Regions from separate parts of the Homo sapiens genome. Here region 2 is linked to region 1. A link is a loop called in an ENCODE intact Hi-C map of the cell type or tissue named here. Cell type or tissue: PC-3. All regions are shown on one strand. Each heading gives the region's core, and the rest is flanking DNA. Links, peaks and the distances in the headings are about the cores only. Region 1 has its middle 58 kb from the start of MIR9902-1. Region 2 holds the start of HCAR1 (hydroxycarboxylic acid receptor 1).

Region 1 (8,517 bases), core at 351-8,350:
AAAGGCCATATATTGTACGGTTCCATTTATAGGAAATGCCTAGAATAGGCAAATCCAAAGACACAGAAAGCAGAAAAGGGGTTGCTTAGGGAGAATTGGGGTGGGGGATTGGGGGACAACAGCTGAAGGGTTTCTTTTAGAGGTGATGAAACTGTCCTAAAATTGTGATAATGGTTATATGTATCTGTGAATATACTAAAAACTATTGAATTGCTAACTTTATTTATTCACTTAGAGACAGTCTCATTCTATAACCCAGGCTGGAGTACAGTGGCAAGATCATGACTCACTGCAGCCTTGACCTCCCGGGTTTAAGCAATCCTCTGGCCTCAGCCTCACAAGTAGCTGAGACTGTAAGTGCATCCCACAGGCCGAGGGCAGTGGCCCACCCCTGTAATCCCAGCACTTTGGGAGGCCGAGGTGGGCGGATCACCTGAGGTCAGGAGTTGGAGACCAGCCTGGTCCAACATGGTGAAACCCTGTCTCTACTAAAAATACAAAAATTAGCTGGGCATGGCGGTGGGCGCCTGTAATCCCAGCTACTCGGGAGGCTAAGGCAGGAGAATCGCTTGAACCTGGGAGGTGGAGGTTGCAGTGAACCCAGATCGCCCCACTGCACTCCAGCCTGGGCAACAGAGTGACTCCATCTCAAAAAAAAAAAAAAAAAAAAAAAAAAATGCTTGCCACCACACCCAGCTAATTTTTGTATTTTTATTTTGTTTTGTTTTTTGATATGGAGTCTCACTCTGTTGCCTAAGCTGGAGTGCAGTGGCACGATCTCAGCTCACTGTGACTCCCACTTCCCAGGTTCAAGCGATTCTCTTGCCTCAGCCTCTGGATTAGCTGGGATTACAGGCATGCACCAACCACGCCCAGCTAATTTTTGTATTTTTAGTAGAGACAGGGTTTCACCATGTTGGCCAGGCTGGTCTTGAACTCCTGACCTCAGGTAATCCACCCGCCTCGGCCTCCCAATGTGTTGGAATTACAGGCGTAAGCCACCGTGCCTCGCCAATTTTTGTATTTTTTGTAGAGACAGGGTCTCACTTTGTTGCCCAGGCTGGTCTCGAACTCCTGGGGTCAAGCAATTCTCCCACCTCAGTCTCCTAAAAGTGCCGGGATAGGCCAGGCACGGTGGCTCACGCCGCCTGTAATCCCAGCACTTTGGGAGGCCGAGGCGGGCAGATCATGAGGTCAGGAGATCGAGACCATCCTGGCTAACACGGTGAAACCCCGTCTCTACTAAAAATACAAAAAAATTAGCCGGGCATGGTAGCGGGCGCCTGTAGTCCCAGCTACTTGGGAGGCTGAGGCAGGAGAATGGCGTGAACCTGGGAGGCAGAGCTTGCAGTGAGCCGAGATCACACCACTGCACTCCAGCCTGGGCGAGAGCGAGACTCTGCCTCAGGGAAAAAAAAAAAAAAAAAAAAAGTGCTGGGATTACAGGCATAAACCACCTTGCCTGGCTTGAATTGCAGACTTTAAGTGAGTGAATTGTATGATATGTTATCTGTATCTCAGGAAAGCTGTTTTTTTTTGTTGTTGTTGTTTCTGTTCTTGTTTTTAAGACTTAGAAAGAAAAAGCAGTTCAGGCCGGGTGCGGAGGCTCTCACCTGTAATCCCAGCATTTTGGGAGGTCGAGGCAGGAGGATCACCTGAGGTCAGGAGTTCAAGACCAGCCTGGCCAACACAGCAAAACCCTGTCCCTACTAAAAATACAAAAATTAGCCGGGCGTGGTGGCAGGTGCCTGTAGTCCCAGCTACTCGGGAGGCTGAGGCTGGAGAATTGCTTGAACCCAGGAGGCGGAGGTTGCAGTGAGCTGAAATCATGCCATTGCACTCCAGTCTGGGTGACAGAGTGAGACTCTTGTCTCAAAAAAAAAAAAAAACAAAAAAAACTTAGCTGGGCATGGTGGTGGGAGCCTGTAGTCCCAGCTAATCGGGAGGCTAAGGTGGGAAAGTCACTTGAATCCAGGAGGCGGAGGTTGCAGCGAGCTGAGATCACACCATTGCACTCTGCCTGAGCAACAGAGCAATACTCCGCCTCAAAAAAAAAAAAAAAAAAAAAAAAAAAAAAAAAAAAAAGAACTCCATGCCATCAGGAGGGACCTTATCATGGTGTTCATCTTGCATCCCCCAACCCCAGAACAGTTCCTGGCACATAGCAGACTCTTAAGTAGTCATGAAATTAATGAATTTCAGCTACGCGTTTTCAGGGTAAAATCTCTTCCTTGGATGCTTCATGAGCACATGAACAAATGGCAGTGCCTCATTATACATAAGAAAAATGGGGAAAGTTAGCAACCGCTAAATACATGAAGACGCTCTATTTAATCCTCAAGACTCAAGGGCCTCCTTCCACCATCTCTTGCTTGGAATGAAGCAGCCAAATTCTTTTTCTCTATTCGGAGTAGAGAATGAATTAGTGGGGTGTTCTCATTCCACTTTGTGGTGATGGAAAACCTGGCTCAGTGAGACAGAAGATATTCAAGCTTCTTTCTGCTGTTTCTCCTTGGGCCCAGAGATTTGGAATACATTATCTGTGCTTAAATAAACACATTGGATCCCTCCCTTGGGTAGTTTTTAAGTTATTTTTGAGTAAGAGAATAAGACTGAATAATTTTGTTGATTGTTTCTATCCAGATGGGGGTAGCCACATAAGTATAAAGACGTGCTTAGGGTAATAGTTTCTTTTTCATGCAATGCTGGTGTCCCAGGAAGAAGAGACCAGTGACCCCAAGGTTTTTTTGCATGCTCCTCAGTGGAAACTTTTGAGCACATACTCCCAATATCTTTCAACATATATTATTTTAGTAGAAATATATATATTTTTTTGAGACAGAGTTTTGCTCTTTCGCCCAGGCTGGAGTGAAGTGGCATGATCTCAGCTCACTGCAACCTGTGACCCCCGGGTTCAAACAATTCTCCTGCCTCAGCCTCCCTAGTAGCTGGGATTATAGGCGTGCGCCAGCACACCCGGCTAGTTTTGGTATTTTTAGTAGAGACAGTGTTTCACCATGTTGGCCAGGCTGGTCTCGAACTCCCGACCTGAGGTGATCCACCCGCCTCGGCCTCCCAAAGTGCTGGGATTACAGGTGTGAGCCACCGCGCCCGGCCAATATTCCAGTGAGCTAGTCAATAAACAAGTAAATAAAGATAACCCTGGATGGCAGCAGGAAGACAGTGAATAGAGTGACGTCACAGCAAGGGACTGGGGATGTGGGATGGTGACTAGCTGGGCTGGTCGGGTAAGGCTAGAGAGAAGGCTGGTCTGAGATATGGCAGGAGTGGCAGGGGTTGAGGCTGGAAAGGCAGACTGGGCCTAGATCTTACCGACCTTATAAGCCACGGTATGGACAGGCAGGCAGCACCGAGCCATAAACGAAATCCAGCTTTTAAATCCAGCGCTTTTAAAAAACTTTGACCTTACCCAAGGGGGTGTCTTTTTATGTTAGATCTGCCCAAAGGAGGGGCTTTTTATAATCCATTTTCCTGGAGATGACCCCTGCTTCTAATTCGAACAGAAGGGAAGTGTTTTCTGCAACTTGGGTTTTATGCTTAGTGAAATGAGAAGCCAGTGAAAAGTTTGAGGCCAGCCACGGACAAGATCCGGCTTATGTTTTAAGAATATACTTAGGCAACAGTATGGAAAATAACTGTATGGAGACAAGGGTAGAATAATAAAAATAATGATGGCAATCACAGCTAATAGAAATATAATAAATAGAACAATGACAAGAAGGAACCTTGCTGTTTTTTCTGTTCTTTTTTCTTTTTTAGAGACAGGGTCTCGCTCTGCCGCCCAGGCTGGAGTGCAGTGGTGCGATCATAGCTCACTATAGCCTCAACCTCCTAGGCTCAAGCAACCCTCCCACCTCAGCCTCCCGAAGCTCTGGGATTATAGACATGAGCCACCACTCCCGGCCCCCATCCTGGCTCCAATCCTGGCTAACTGTATATTTAATCTTACTTTAAAACAAATTCAGGCTGGGCACAGGTGGCTCACACCTGTAATCCCAGCACTTTGGGAGGGCAAGGCAGGTGGATTACTTGAGGTCAGGAGTTCAAGACCAGCCTGGCCAACATGGTGAAACCTTGTCTCTACTAAAAAAAATTACAAAATTAGCTGGGCATGGTGGCCGGCTCCTGTAATCCCAGCTACTCGGGAGGCTGAGGCAGGAGAATCATTTGAACCTAGGAGGGAGAGGTTGCAGTGAGCTGATATCGCGCCACTGTACTCCATCCTGGGCGACAGAGTGAGACTCCGTCTCTAAATAAATAAATATAACAAATTCAAATAACAGTTATGATCCAAAAAAAGTGACTTCTCCAACATGTTGAAAGCTAACCCTTTATGTATCAGAACTTTATTCTGAACAAGAAACCAATGTGGGCATTGGAAACACTCCTTCTTAGCTTAGCTCCAGAGTCAAAGAAGCGTGACAGTCCATCACATCTGTTAAGTTCTAGTGCCACCACCTGACCTCTTCTGGGCCTTGCACGCTTACGCCCAAGAGGACAATTCCAGACTCCATCTGCGACTGCAGCCTTCTAACTGGTTCTCTTAAGGTTCAATCACACAAATAAAGAAACACCAATGTGAACAGTGAGATGCCGTTTTAACCTATCAGATGAGCAACATGGTTTGAGGACATAGTAAAGTGGACGTGCATCCGCTGCTGGTGGGAATGGGGATTTGTGAGGAAGACCTTTTGAAATGCATGCAGTGTGGCAATTTGCAACTGGAGGCTTTAAAATGTTCCCTTCATTCCCTTGGATCTGGCAAATCTGTTCCTGGGAATGTATCTTAAGGGAATAATTCCAAATATGGAAAAAGCTTAGTGAAAATATATTAGCACAGTCTAAGTGTGCAGAATAGCTCCAGGGGGTGACCTAAGAGTTTTGAGGATTTGCTGTGGGCTGAGGATTGCCTACATCTATCATCTCATCTGATCCTCACAGAAACCACTGAAGCGGGTATATTATCCCCATTTTATGGATAAGAAAAGGGACTCAGGGAGATTACAAAATTCAGTCCGACTCATAAACCTATACACAGAAGCAGAATTAGAACCTGAGCTTGCATGGCTTTTCATTAAAAATAAAAAATCATTAAAAATAAAAACACTATTACTAAAAATAATATTTTAAAAAGTTTATAGTGGCAGAGAAAAGAATACAAAGTAAAAAATTGTACCTGCAGTAGGCTCATGATTTTATAAAACCATGTGATGCAGAGAAATAAGAAACAAAATGCAACCTGCCAGAGGAACTGATCACACCCTAAGTGTTTGTGTTTTCCATACATATCTTTTTTTCTTTGGCACAGGGTCTCTGTTGCCCCGGATGGAGTGTGGTGGCATGATCACAGCTCATTAAAGCCTTGACCTCCTGGGCTTAAGCGATCCTCCCACCTCAGCCTCCCAAGTAGCTGGGACTACAGGTGCACAACACCATGCTCGGCTAATTTTTTTTTTTTTTTTTTTGAGACGGAGTCTTGCTCTGTCGCTTCTGTCGCCCAGGCTGGAGTGCAGTGGCGCGATCTCGGCTCACTGCAACCTCTGCTTCTCCTCAGCCTCCCGAGTAGCTGGGACTACAGGCGCCCACCACCATGGCGTGTTAGCCAGGATGGTCTCAATCTCCTGACCTTGTGATCCGCTCGCCTTGGCCTCCCAAAGTGCTGGGATTACAGGCGTGAGCCACCGTGCCTTCGCCACGCCCAGCTAATTTAAAGCTGAGGCAGGAGAATTGCTTGAACCCGGGAGGCAGAGGTTGCGGTGAGCCGAGAACGCGCCACTGCACTTCACGCTGAGCGACAGAGCAAGACTTCATCTCAAAAAAAACAAAACAAAACAATTTGTAGAGACAGGGTCTCGCCATGTTTGCCAGGCTGGTCTCCAATTCCTGGGCTCAAGCAGTCCTCCTGCCTCAGCCTCCCAAAGCGCTGGAATTACAGACGTGAGCCACCACATCTGGCCCATTTTAAAACTTCTGTTTAAAAGTACGTCATGAACATAAGTTTTGTTCCTACCACATAAAGTATTTTTACAAATAGTTTTTTGTTTGTTTGTTTGTTTGTTTTGAGACGGAGTCTTGGTCTGTCGCCCAGGCTGGATGGAGTGCAGTGGCGTGATCTTGGCTCACTGCAAGCTCTGCCTCTCGGGTTCATGCCATTCTCCTGCCTCAGCCTCCCGAGTAGCTGAGACTATAGGCGCCTGCCACCACACCCGGCTAATTTCTTTTTTTTTCGTAGGGACGGGGTTTCACCGTGTTAGCCAGGATGGACTCAATCTCCTGACTTAGCGATCCACCCACCTTGGCCTCCCAAAGTGCTGGGATTACAGGCGTGAGGCACTGCGCCCAGTCAGCTATTTTCTTTTAGTTGGTCTCAAAGTTGTTATCACAAAGCTGCTTTCTCATTTTCTCTTAATTTGATAAAGGTGCAATTCATAACACAAGGTTATTATCCCCTAAAGGAAATGGAACAACTAGCATCATGGACAAATCTCTGCTGATTAATGAGTAGATTAATGAGTAACCAACATCCAGAGCTGCTCAAAACAGCCCTTTACACTTAAATCTCAAAAAGAAGGAATGATGGGCGATAAGCACCAAAAAAAAGTAGAAATAAATGCATGTAATTTTTCCTGGGCAATTTAAATAGTTCTTCATCTGGGAGTGCCTCCAATCCTTCTAGCCAATTCATCCTACCCGCAGCTGTCAAGTTCATCTTCCTAAAAACATCAAGTTCACTCTGTTATTTCCCTGCCTAAAAATACCACCTGTTTATGGTGTCAAGGTGCCAACGTGCTTTTCTCCCTCCTCTCACCCTGCCCCACAGTTCCAGCTTTGCGCCTTTTCTTGCTCTTCTCCCTTTTAGAGTGTTCCAACCACATCCTCCAGGGAAAATCCCTCGACCAAGAGTCCAATCTGATTTTGCACTTCCCTGACTTCTTGCTAAGCCGTCTACACCAGGAGGGTAAGCCAGTTTCTTCTGACACACAATTCCAATCGATTGGTAGAGATTTGTGGTTGCCTGGGGGCACTGCGTGTTTAAAGAACACTGGAATTAACAACGACCCAGGAAGGGTAGCAATGGGCTCAAGAAGGGAAAGTGGATGTACAACTATGGGTCATCCTGGTCTCTACTGCACTGGCCAATACGGTGGCCACTAGCCACATATGGCCATTAGATACTTGAAATGTCGCTAGCCCAAATTGAGTTATGCTGTTTATTTATTGAGACAGGGTCTCACTCTATCACTCGGGCTGGAGTGCAGTGGCATGATCACAGCTCACTGCAGCCTCGACCTCCTAGGGTCAAGTGATCCTCCTGCCTCAGCCTCCCAAGTTGCAGGGACCATAGGCATGCAGGACCACACCCAGCTAATTTTTGTATTTTTTGTTGAGACGGGGTCTCACCACATTGCCCAGGCTGATTTTGAACTCCTGGATTCAGGCGATCCTTCCACCTTGGCCTCCCAAAGTGCTGGGATTACAGGCATGAACCACCACACCTGGCCTGATATGTTGTAAATTTAAATCACTCACCAGAGTTTGAAGACTAAGTGTGAAAAAAAGGTGTAAAATATCTAATAATATTTTCATATTGATTACACGTCAACATATTTTGGATATGCTACTGGGGCAAGTAAAATATATTATTAAAATTATCCTGGATAAAGGACCAGAGGCAGACAATATATATATTTTTTTCATCTTTTTTTGTTTTTTACAATATGTGCATTAACAGTGGCAGTTTCAACAGGGTTCAGTGCCTAAAGGAGTGTCACAAGACCCAAAATGACAATGCTTACAAACCTCGTTTATTACAAGAAAAGGATTCAATACAGCAATGGCATTAAATTAAGAATATGTGTCCCGGCCAACCGGTATTTCAGAGCAAAGGCTCTGGAGAACTAGGCGCAGTCTCCCACAATCCTCCCTTTTGTAAGGGCTGTGGCTGGACACACTATCCCCACCCAGAGCAAGAACCAGTGATGTGTGTATACAGCATCTTGGAATCAGGGTCCAACATAGCATCTCAGGTGTTTCTCATACTTTGCTTGTCACATAGGCATATTCCTGCCACAACTAGCCTCAATAGCAGGACGTTCTTAGTGGAGTTGGTCTCACCAAGACCAGGAGCAAATAATCAATTTAATTGTTATAAATAATGGTGACAGGCTGATACAAACCACCCCCAAGCTCTTCAAACCCCTGGCTACAAGGCAGCACTATAATCCCTATGTTTCCTTAATCACTGTGTTTCATGCCTTGACCAGGACAGTGCCTTGCAAAAACTTTAGCAAAACAGATCAGATTAATTCCAGCAGGCCTGGAATTAACCCTTAAAGCATAATGTGTCTACTAGAAAATTTAAAGCATCAAATGTACTTGCATGATATTTCTACTGGACAGTGCTTCTGTAGACCAAGGGGAAGCAACTTTTCTTTATCTGTCAAGAGCCAGATAAAGAAATACTTTAGCTTTGCCAGCCGTATGGTCTCTGCATAG
Region 2 (8,517 bases), core at 319-8,318, 95 kb before region 1:
CTGCTATGAACATGAGTGTACAAATACCTGTTCAAGTCCCTGCTTTCAATTCTTTCAGGCATATATCCAGAAGTAGAATTGCTGGATCTCAATATTTTTAGTAACTGCCGCATTGTTTTCCATATTTTGCATTCCCACCAACAATGCACAAGGGTTTCAGTTTCTCCACAATTTTGCCAATGCTTATTTTCTGTGTTTTTTTGTTTGTTTGTTTGTTTTGTTTTTTAGAGAGAATCTCGCTCTGTCGCCCAGGCTGGAGTGCAGTGGTGTGATCTCGGCTCACTGCAACCTCTGCCTCCCAGGTTCATGCCATTCTCCTGCCTCAGCCTCCCGAGTAGCTGGGACTACAGTTGCCCACCACTATGCCTGGATCATTTTTTTGTGTTTTTAGTAGAGACAGGGTTTCACCGTGTTAGCTGGGATGGTCTCGATCTCCTGACCTCGTGATCCGCCTGCCTCGGCCTCCCAAAGTGCTGGGATTACAAGCATGGGCCACCGCACCCAGCCTTTTTTCTTTTTTTTTAACCAATAACCATCCTAATGTGTGTGAAGTGGTATCTTGTGGTTTTGATTTAGATTTCCCTAGTGAAATAGTAATATTGAGTATCTTAGTGGCAAATGTGTTTATTGGCCATTTGTATATCTTTGGAGATAGGCCTATTCAAGTCGTTTGCCTTTTTCTTCTTTTCTTTTTTTTCTTTCTCTTTTTTTTTTTTTTTTTTTTGTGATGGAGTCTCACTCTGTTGCCCATGCTGGAGTCCAGTGGCACATTCTTAGCTCACTGCAGCCTCCGCCTCTGGGGTTCAAGCAATTTTCCTGCCTCAGCCTCCTGAGTAGCTGGGACTACAGGTGTGTGCCACCACATCCAGCTAATTTCTTTATTTTTATTTTTGTTTTATTTTATTTATTTATTTTTTTGAGACAGAGTCTCACTCTGTCACCCAGGCTAGAGTGCAGTGACTCAATTTCGGCTCACTGCCAGCTCTACCTCCCGGGTTCATACCATTCTCCTGCCTCAGCCTCCCGAGTAGCTGGGACTATAGGCACCTGCCACCATGCCTGGCTCATTTTTTATATTTTTAGTAAAGACGGAGTTTCACCATGTTAGCCAGGATGGTCTCAATCTCCTGACCTTGTGATCCACTGGTCTCAGCCTCCCAAAGTGCTGGGATTACAGGCGTGAGCCACTGTGCCCGGTCTATTTTTTAATTAGGTTGTTTTTTGTTGATATTGTACTTGATTTGTAAGAGCTCTTTGTATATTTCGGATATTAATCCCTTATCACATATATGTGGTTTGCAAATACTTTCTCCCATCCCATGGATTGCCTTGTATATTAGTCCACTTTCACACTGCTGATAAAGACATATCCAAGACTGAGCAATTTACAAAAGAAAGAGGTTTAATGGGCTCACAGTTCCACGTGGCTGGGGAGGCCTCACAATCATGGTGGAAGCTGAAAGGCACATCTCACATGGCAGCAGACAAGAAAAAGGAGCTTGTGCAGGGAAACTCCCCTTTACAAAACCATCAGATCTTGTGAGACTTATTCACTATCACAAGAATAGCACAGAAAAGTCCTGCCCCCTGGTTCAATTACCTCCCACTGGGTCCCTCCCACATCATGTGGGAGTTATGGGGGCTACAATTCAAGATGAGATTTGGGTGGGGACACAGCCAAACCATATCACCTTGTCTATTTTTTTGTTTGTTTGTTTTGTTTTTATTTTTAATGTGGAGTCTCAGTCACCCAGGCTGGAGTGCTGTGGTGCAATCTCAGCTTACTGCAACTTCTACCTCCCAAGTTCAAGGGATTCTCCTGCCTCAGCCTCCCAAGAAGCTGAGACTACAGATGTGTGCCACCAGACCCAGCTAATTTTTGTATTTTTAGTAGAGATGAGGTTTCACCATGTTAGCCAGGCTAGCCTCAAACTCCTGACCTCAAGTGATCTGCCTCCCTCGGCCTCCCAAAGTGCTGGGATGACAGGCGTGAGCCACTGCACCTGACCTCACCTTGTCTGTTGATAGTGAGTGTCCTTTGAGGCACAAAGGTTTTACTTTTGGTGGAGTCCAATTTATCTATTTTTTCTTTTGTTCCTTGTGTTTTTGGCATCATATCCAAAAATCATTGCCTTAGTCAATGTCATTAAGCTTTTCCCCTATGTTTTCTAAGAGTTTTATAGTTTTAGCTTTTACATCTAGATCTTGGATATATTTTGAATTAATTTTTAGATTTATTTATTTATTTTTGAGACGGAGTCTCATTCTGTCACCGAGGCTGGAGTGCTGTGGCTGCAATCTCAGCTCACTGCAACTTCTGCCTCCCCAGTTCAAGCAATTCTCCTGCCTCAGCCTCCCAGGTAGCTGGGATTACAGGTGCTCGCCACCACACCTGGCTAATTTTCATATTTTTAGGAGAGATGGGGTGTCACCGTGTTGGTCAGGCTGGTCTTGAACTCCTGACCTTGTGATCCACCCACCTCACCTCTCAAAGTGCTGGGATTACAGGCATGAGCCACCGCGCCCAGCCTATTTATTTTTTTAGATGGAGTCTTGCTCTTGTCCTCCAGACTGGAGTGCAATGGTGCGATCTCGGCTCACTGCAACCTCCGCCTCCAAGCTTCTAGCAATTCTCCTGCCTCACTCTCGCGAGTAGCTGGGACTACAGGTGCTTGCCACCACACTGGCTAATTTTTATATTTTTAATAGAGATGGAGTTTTACCATGTTGGCCAGACTGGTCTTGAACTCCTGATTCCAGGTGATCTGCCCTCCTCGGCCTCCCATAGTGCTGGGATTACAGGTGTGAGCCACTGCCTGGCCAGTTTTGTTTTTTTTTTTTTTTTTTTTCTGAGACAGATTCTCACTCTGTGGCCCAGGCTGGAGTGCAGTGGTGCAATCTTGGCTCACTGCAACCTCCACCTCCTGGGTTCAAGCGATTCTTGTGACTCGGCCTCTGGAATAGCTGGGACTACAGGCATGCACCACCATGACTGGCTAATTTTTTTTTTTTTTGAGACAAAGTCTCACTCTTGTCCCCTAGGCTGGAGTGCAATGGCGCTATCTCGGCCCACTGCAACCTCCGCCTCCCAGGTTCAAGCGATTCTCCTGCCTCAGCCCCCCAAGTAGCTGGGATTACAGGCACCTGCCACCACACCCGGCTAGTTTTGGTATTTTTAGTAGAGACAGGGTTTTCACCATGTTGGCCAGGCTGGTCTCGAACTCCTGACCTCAGGTGATCCACCCACCTCCGCCTCCCAAAGTGCTGGGATTATAGGAGTGAGCCACCACTCCCGGCCACGACCGGCTAATTTTTGTAGTTTTAGTAGAGTTGGGGTTTCACCATGTTGGGCAGGCTGGTCTCGAACTCCTGATCGCAAGTGATCTGCCTCCCAAAGTACTGGGATTACAGGCATGAGCCTAGATAGATCTAAATTTGGTGCACAAAGGAATAGGGCACCACAGCATGATCTTGAGCAGGAAGTCCAAGAAGAGAGAGACAGCATCTTCTTGAAGCCCTGGGGTAGAATAAGATCAGATTGTACGTGAAAAACCAGTAGGCTTTTGGGGTGGGTGCGGTGGCTCACGCCTGTAATCCCAGCACTTTGAGAGGCTGAGGCAGGCAGATCGCTTGAACCCAGGAGTTCAGGACCAGCCTGACCAGTATGGTGAGACCTTGTCTCTACAAAATATACAAAAATTAGCCAGGCATGGTGGCACGTGCCTGTGGTCCCAGCAACTTGTGAGGCTGAGGTGGGAGGATCACTTGAGCCTGGGAAGCACAGGCTGAAAGGAGCTACATTTGTGCCACTGCACTCCAGCCTTAGCGACAGAGCCAGACTCTGTCTCAAAACATACAAACCAAAAAAACCAGTAGACTTTCAGAGGAATAGATGCCATTTTTTTCTTCCTTAATCCTCTGCCTTACAGCTAATTCTACAGCCACAAAAAGAAAAAAAAAAAAGAGAGAGAAGAAGGTGATTTGACAAGACAAAGGATTTAGAAAAGAAAGGCAGGTGTTAGTCATGTGGAAAAAAAAGGAAGTATTTGTGTTTACAAGAATCCCGACAGTATCTGAGAATGTAGAATGAAGAATATTTTCCATTTGTTAAAAAATCCAGGCTAAGCATGTGAAGTACTCAGGGTTACCCCTCTGACCTCATCTTGGGGTGTTTCAACCTACCATGGTTACCCCTGTTAGTTAACACCTTATCACAGAATCACAAAGGCCCACAGAGTGAAAGTGGTTACAATGAGCTCTCATGAAAAGTAGGAGTTAGGCTTGGCATGGTGGCTTACACCTGTAATGTCAGCACATTTGAGAGGTCAAGGTGGGTGGATCACTTGAGCCCCGGAGTTTGAGACCTGGACAACATGGCAAAACCCCGTCTCTACAAAAAATACAAAAATTAGCTGGGCATGGTAGCATGCACCTGTAGTCCCAGCCACTCAGGAAGCTAAGGTAAGAGGATGGCTTGAGCCTGGGAGGTTGAGGCTACAGTGAGCCAAGACAGAGCCACTGCACTCCAGCCTGGACAACAGAGCCAGACTCTGTCTCAAAAAAAAAAGAAAGAGAGAGAGGGAGGGAGGCAGAGAGGGAGAGAGAGAGAGACAGAGAGAAAGAGAGAGAGAGAAAGAAAGAAAAGAAAGAAAGAAAGAAAGAAAGACGGAAGGAAAGAAAGAAGGAGAAAAGTAGGAGTTAGTCATCCAGGCCAAGAGTATGAAGTTTGTCTTCAAAGAACTCCTGAATTTGTGGGGGAACTAGATATAGACGTTTGACGAACACGTTTTTATTTATTAGAGGTTATGAGACTAGCGAGTAGGGTGGAAGGAGGAAAGTGGCAGGAAAATCATACTGGAAAGGTAGGTTGGGAACCAACTGTGAAGGACCTTGTACGTCAATCCAAGGAATGTGACCTTCAACCTAGAGCAAGAGGTGACAAACTCAAAATCCCACAGAGACTAGGCTTGCCAATGAGGAAAGCCAACCAGGTGTAAGGCAATAGGGAGTGGTGGGGACTGTGGCAAACAGTAAAGCTCATTCTCTGTCTACAGGGGCTCATTCTCTGTCTCTACTCCATCTACTCTAAGCTCCAGCTGATTGTTTCCATGTGGGAGTGTCGGTCCAGTGTGGCCAGATCTTCCAGTGTTCTAAGAGACAACAGAAATCCAGGTTTTTATAGGACTGCACCAGGTTTTAAAAACATATCGGCCAAGCCAGGCTGGTTTTTAAACCAGATATGGTCCACAGGCCATCATTCTAGCCCCTTGGCAGATTGAAGGGAGCTAGTGAAGATTTTTAAGTGAAAAAAGGTATATGATAATATCTGTGCTTCAGAAAAATCAGATTATTGTGTAGAAGATGACTTACAGGAAATAGATGAGAGGAAGGGAAACCAGTTAGGAAACTGTTTCAACAGTTCAGGTGGGAAGTGACTGCGGTCTGTGCTAGGGCGAGGCAGGGGAGAATGTGGGTGGACAGATTTGGAGTCCAGCATCCAGTGGGAAGAATTTAGCTTCAGTGTGCATCTAGAAGACAGACACATTCTTTCAATGCACCCCCTCTTTTCCGCCCCATTTTTTTTTTTTGAGACAGAGTTTCTTTCTGTCACCCAGGCTGGAGTTCATTGGCACGATCTCGGCTCACTGCAACCTCCACCTCCCGGGTTCAAGTGATTCTCCTGCCTCAGCCTCCTGAGTAACTGGGATTACAGACACATGCCACAACACCTGACTGATTTTTGTATATTTTTAGTAGAGATGGGGTTTCACCATGTTGGCAAGGCTGGTCTTGTACTCCTGACCTCAAGTCATCCACCTGCCTCGGCCTCCCAAAGTGCTGGGATTATAGATGTGAGCCACCGCGACTGGCCTCCACCCCATTTTCTTCTTTCTTTCTTTTTTCTTTTTCTTTTTCTTGTTGTTTTGTTTGTTTGTTTGTTTGTTTGTTTTAGACGGAGTCTGGTTCTGTCACCCAGACTGGAGTGCAGTGGCGCAATCTTGGCTCCCTGCAAGCTCTGCCTCCCGGGTTCACGCCATTCTCCTGCCTCAGCCTCCCGAGTAGCTGGGACTACAGGCGCCCGCCACCACGCCTGGCTCATTTTTTTGTATTTTTAGTAGAGACGGGGTTTTACCGTGTTAGCCAGGATGGTCTCCATCTCCTGACCTGGTGATCCGCCCGCCTGGGCCTACCAAAGTGCTTGGATTACAAGCGTGAGCCACCGCGCCCGGCCTCCACCCCATTTTCTAAACTGGAAGCTGAAAGGCACAGGGCAGATTAATAATCCTTAAAGCCAAAGGACAGGAAATTTTAGCAAAGACTCCAATTTTTTGTGCAGTCTAATGTTACTCATGATTGCTTTAGAGATGGACTCCTTAATCAACTCCTCCAATCCTCTTCCGCCCCCAGGGGGCAGTTTTAATTGATGGGCTCAGCACATAATTGAAATTAAAAACGTACATCTCATGGTGTTTGGCTCATTCAACAGCCAATGGAAACTCAGGGCCAAATCTTTGTAAAAGTTCTAGGCTCTGCTTCCCAGCAGAGGGGGAAACCGGCTCCCAAAGAGGCCGTTTTGTGGAGACAGACATATGAGAAGTGGGCTTCAGATCTATTTCATGGTCTTGGTGGTTGTGCAACTGGCCACTTTGGTTCACGGAAGGATGTAAAGGGCAGGGAGGTGGGAATAGAGCGGGGGAAAGGTGACTCCCGTCAAAGAATTTTTCTAACATCCATCAAGTATCGTGATTAGAACTTTTCTCTCCGCAGACTCCTCCAATTTTTGAGCGCGGTATTTTTCGGCACAGGAAATGGCCCGGAGGAGCTGCAGAGCAAAGCCTCCCCTCTCTGGCACCGCATGGGAGTGCCCCGTGGGATGAGGGAGAGGACAAGGCAGTCAGGCAAAGGTTACGGGAGGAAAGCAAAGGCAGGAGCCCAGAACCACTCCAGGAAATGTTTGGATTTCTCCACCAGGAGGGAGGACAAACAAGCTTTCTTCTTGCCTTCTGGGCAGCTTTGTGTGCTCTCCAGCACGGAGTCCGAGGAGGAACAGCGAAGCTGAAAATGAAAATTACTCTGGCGCTGGACCCAATCGCTCCTCTACGGCATCAATCTCATCGGACCCCCCCACCCTACCGCCTCTCAGAAATGACCACTTTTGCAAAATTGCATGCATTTCCAAGCTTCATCCGGCTCCAGGCTTGGCCTCTCCCAGAGGCAGGCGGCTTGTGAGACGGGCTCCAGAGAAAGGACCTCCCTGGGTCTCTCATTTCCTGGCTGAAGTTTCTCTTCTCGCTGCTGTGGCAGCATCCAACCCACACACACAGGACCCGCATCCTGGGTGATGAAGTCAGACACGCAGCAGCTGGGTGAGTGCTAACGCTCAGATAAGCATCTGTGCCATTGTGGGGACTCCCTGGGCTGCTCTGCACCCGGACACTTGCTCTGTCCCCGCCATGTACAACGGGTCGTGCTGCCGCATCGAGGGGGACACCATCTCCCAGGTGATGCCGCCGCTGCTCATTGTGGCCTTTGTGCTGGGCGCACTAGGCAATGGGGTCGCCCTGTGTGGTTTCTGCTTCCACATGAAGACCTGGAAGCCCAGCACTGTTTACCTTTTCAATTTGGCCGTGGCTGATTTCCTCCTTATGATCTGCCTGCCTTTTCGGACAGACTATTACCTCAGACGTAGACACTGGGCTTTTGGGGACATTCCCTGCCGAGTGGGGCTCTTCACGTTGGCCATGAACAGGGCCGGGAGCATCGTGTTCCTTACGGTGGTGGCTGCGGACAGGTATTTCAAAGTGGTCCACCCCCACCACGCGGTGAACACTATCTCCACCCGGGTGGCGGCTGGCATCGTCTGCACCCTGTGGGCCCTGGTCATCCTGGGAACAGTGTATCTTTTGCTGGAGAACCATCTCTGCGTGCAAGAGACGGCCGTCTCCTGTGAGAGCTTCATCATGGAGTCGGCCAATGGCTGGCATGACATCATGTTCCAGCTGGAGTTCTTTATGCCCCTCGGCATCATCTTATTTTGCTCCTTCAAGATTGTTTGGAGCCTGAGGCGGAGGCAGCAGCTGGCCAGACAGGCTCGGATGAAGAAGGCGACCCGGTTCATCATGGTGGTGGCAATTGTGTTCATCACATGCTACCTGCCCAGCGTGTCTGCTAGACTCTATTTCCTCTGGACGGTGCCCTCGAGTGCCTGCGATCCCTCTGTCCATGGGGCCCTGCACATAACCCTCAGCTTCACCTACATGAACAGCATGCTGGATCCCCTGGTGTATTATTTTTCAAGCCCCTCCTTTCCCAAATTCTACAACAAGCTCAAAATCTGCAGTCTGAAACCCAAGCAGCCAGGACACTCAAAAACACAAAGGCCGGAAGAGATGCCAATTTCGAACCTCGGTCGCAGGAGTTGCATCAGTGTGGCAAATAGTTTCCAAAGCCAGTCTGATGGGCAATGGGATCCCCACATTGTTGAGTGGCACTGAACAAGCAGACCAACAACACTGA

Evidence for each region. A loop is a pair of places that touch in the nucleus more often than their neighbours do. Peaks named below come from ENCODE experiments on the same cell type or tissue, not always from the same donor. Only the 100,000 strongest peaks of a DNase experiment are listed, where the experiment ranks them.
Region 2: it touches region 1 in a loop (4-fold over the local background); 14 of 110 quality-filtered maps call a loop at or near these places.

What each region holds. Positions count from the first base shown.
Region 1 is chr12:122,633,961-122,642,477 of GRCh38, reverse strand. No RefSeq gene overlaps it. Among named protein-coding and RNA genes, the nearest start is that of MIR9902-1, 58 kb to the left of the region's middle. RefSeq lists an enhancer at 3,501-4,401 and a silencer at 4,469-4,538. In PC-3, for the core only: a CTCF peak has its summit at 4,485; a DNase peak (open chromatin) is centred at 4,477.
Region 2 is chr12:122,729,277-122,737,793 of GRCh38, reverse strand. HCAR1 (hydroxycarboxylic acid receptor 1) reads left to right here and starts at 6,950. Exons shown (of 1, transcript NM_032554.4): 1 at 6,950-8,517. The coding sequence starts at 7,455. The coding sequence ends at 8,495. RefSeq lists enhancers at 3,177-3,676, 7,521-8,188. In PC-3, for the core only: no CTCF peak of the experiment used is centred there; no DNase peak of the experiment used is centred there; H3K4me3 peaks cover 1,942 bases; H3K27ac peaks cover 1,220 bases.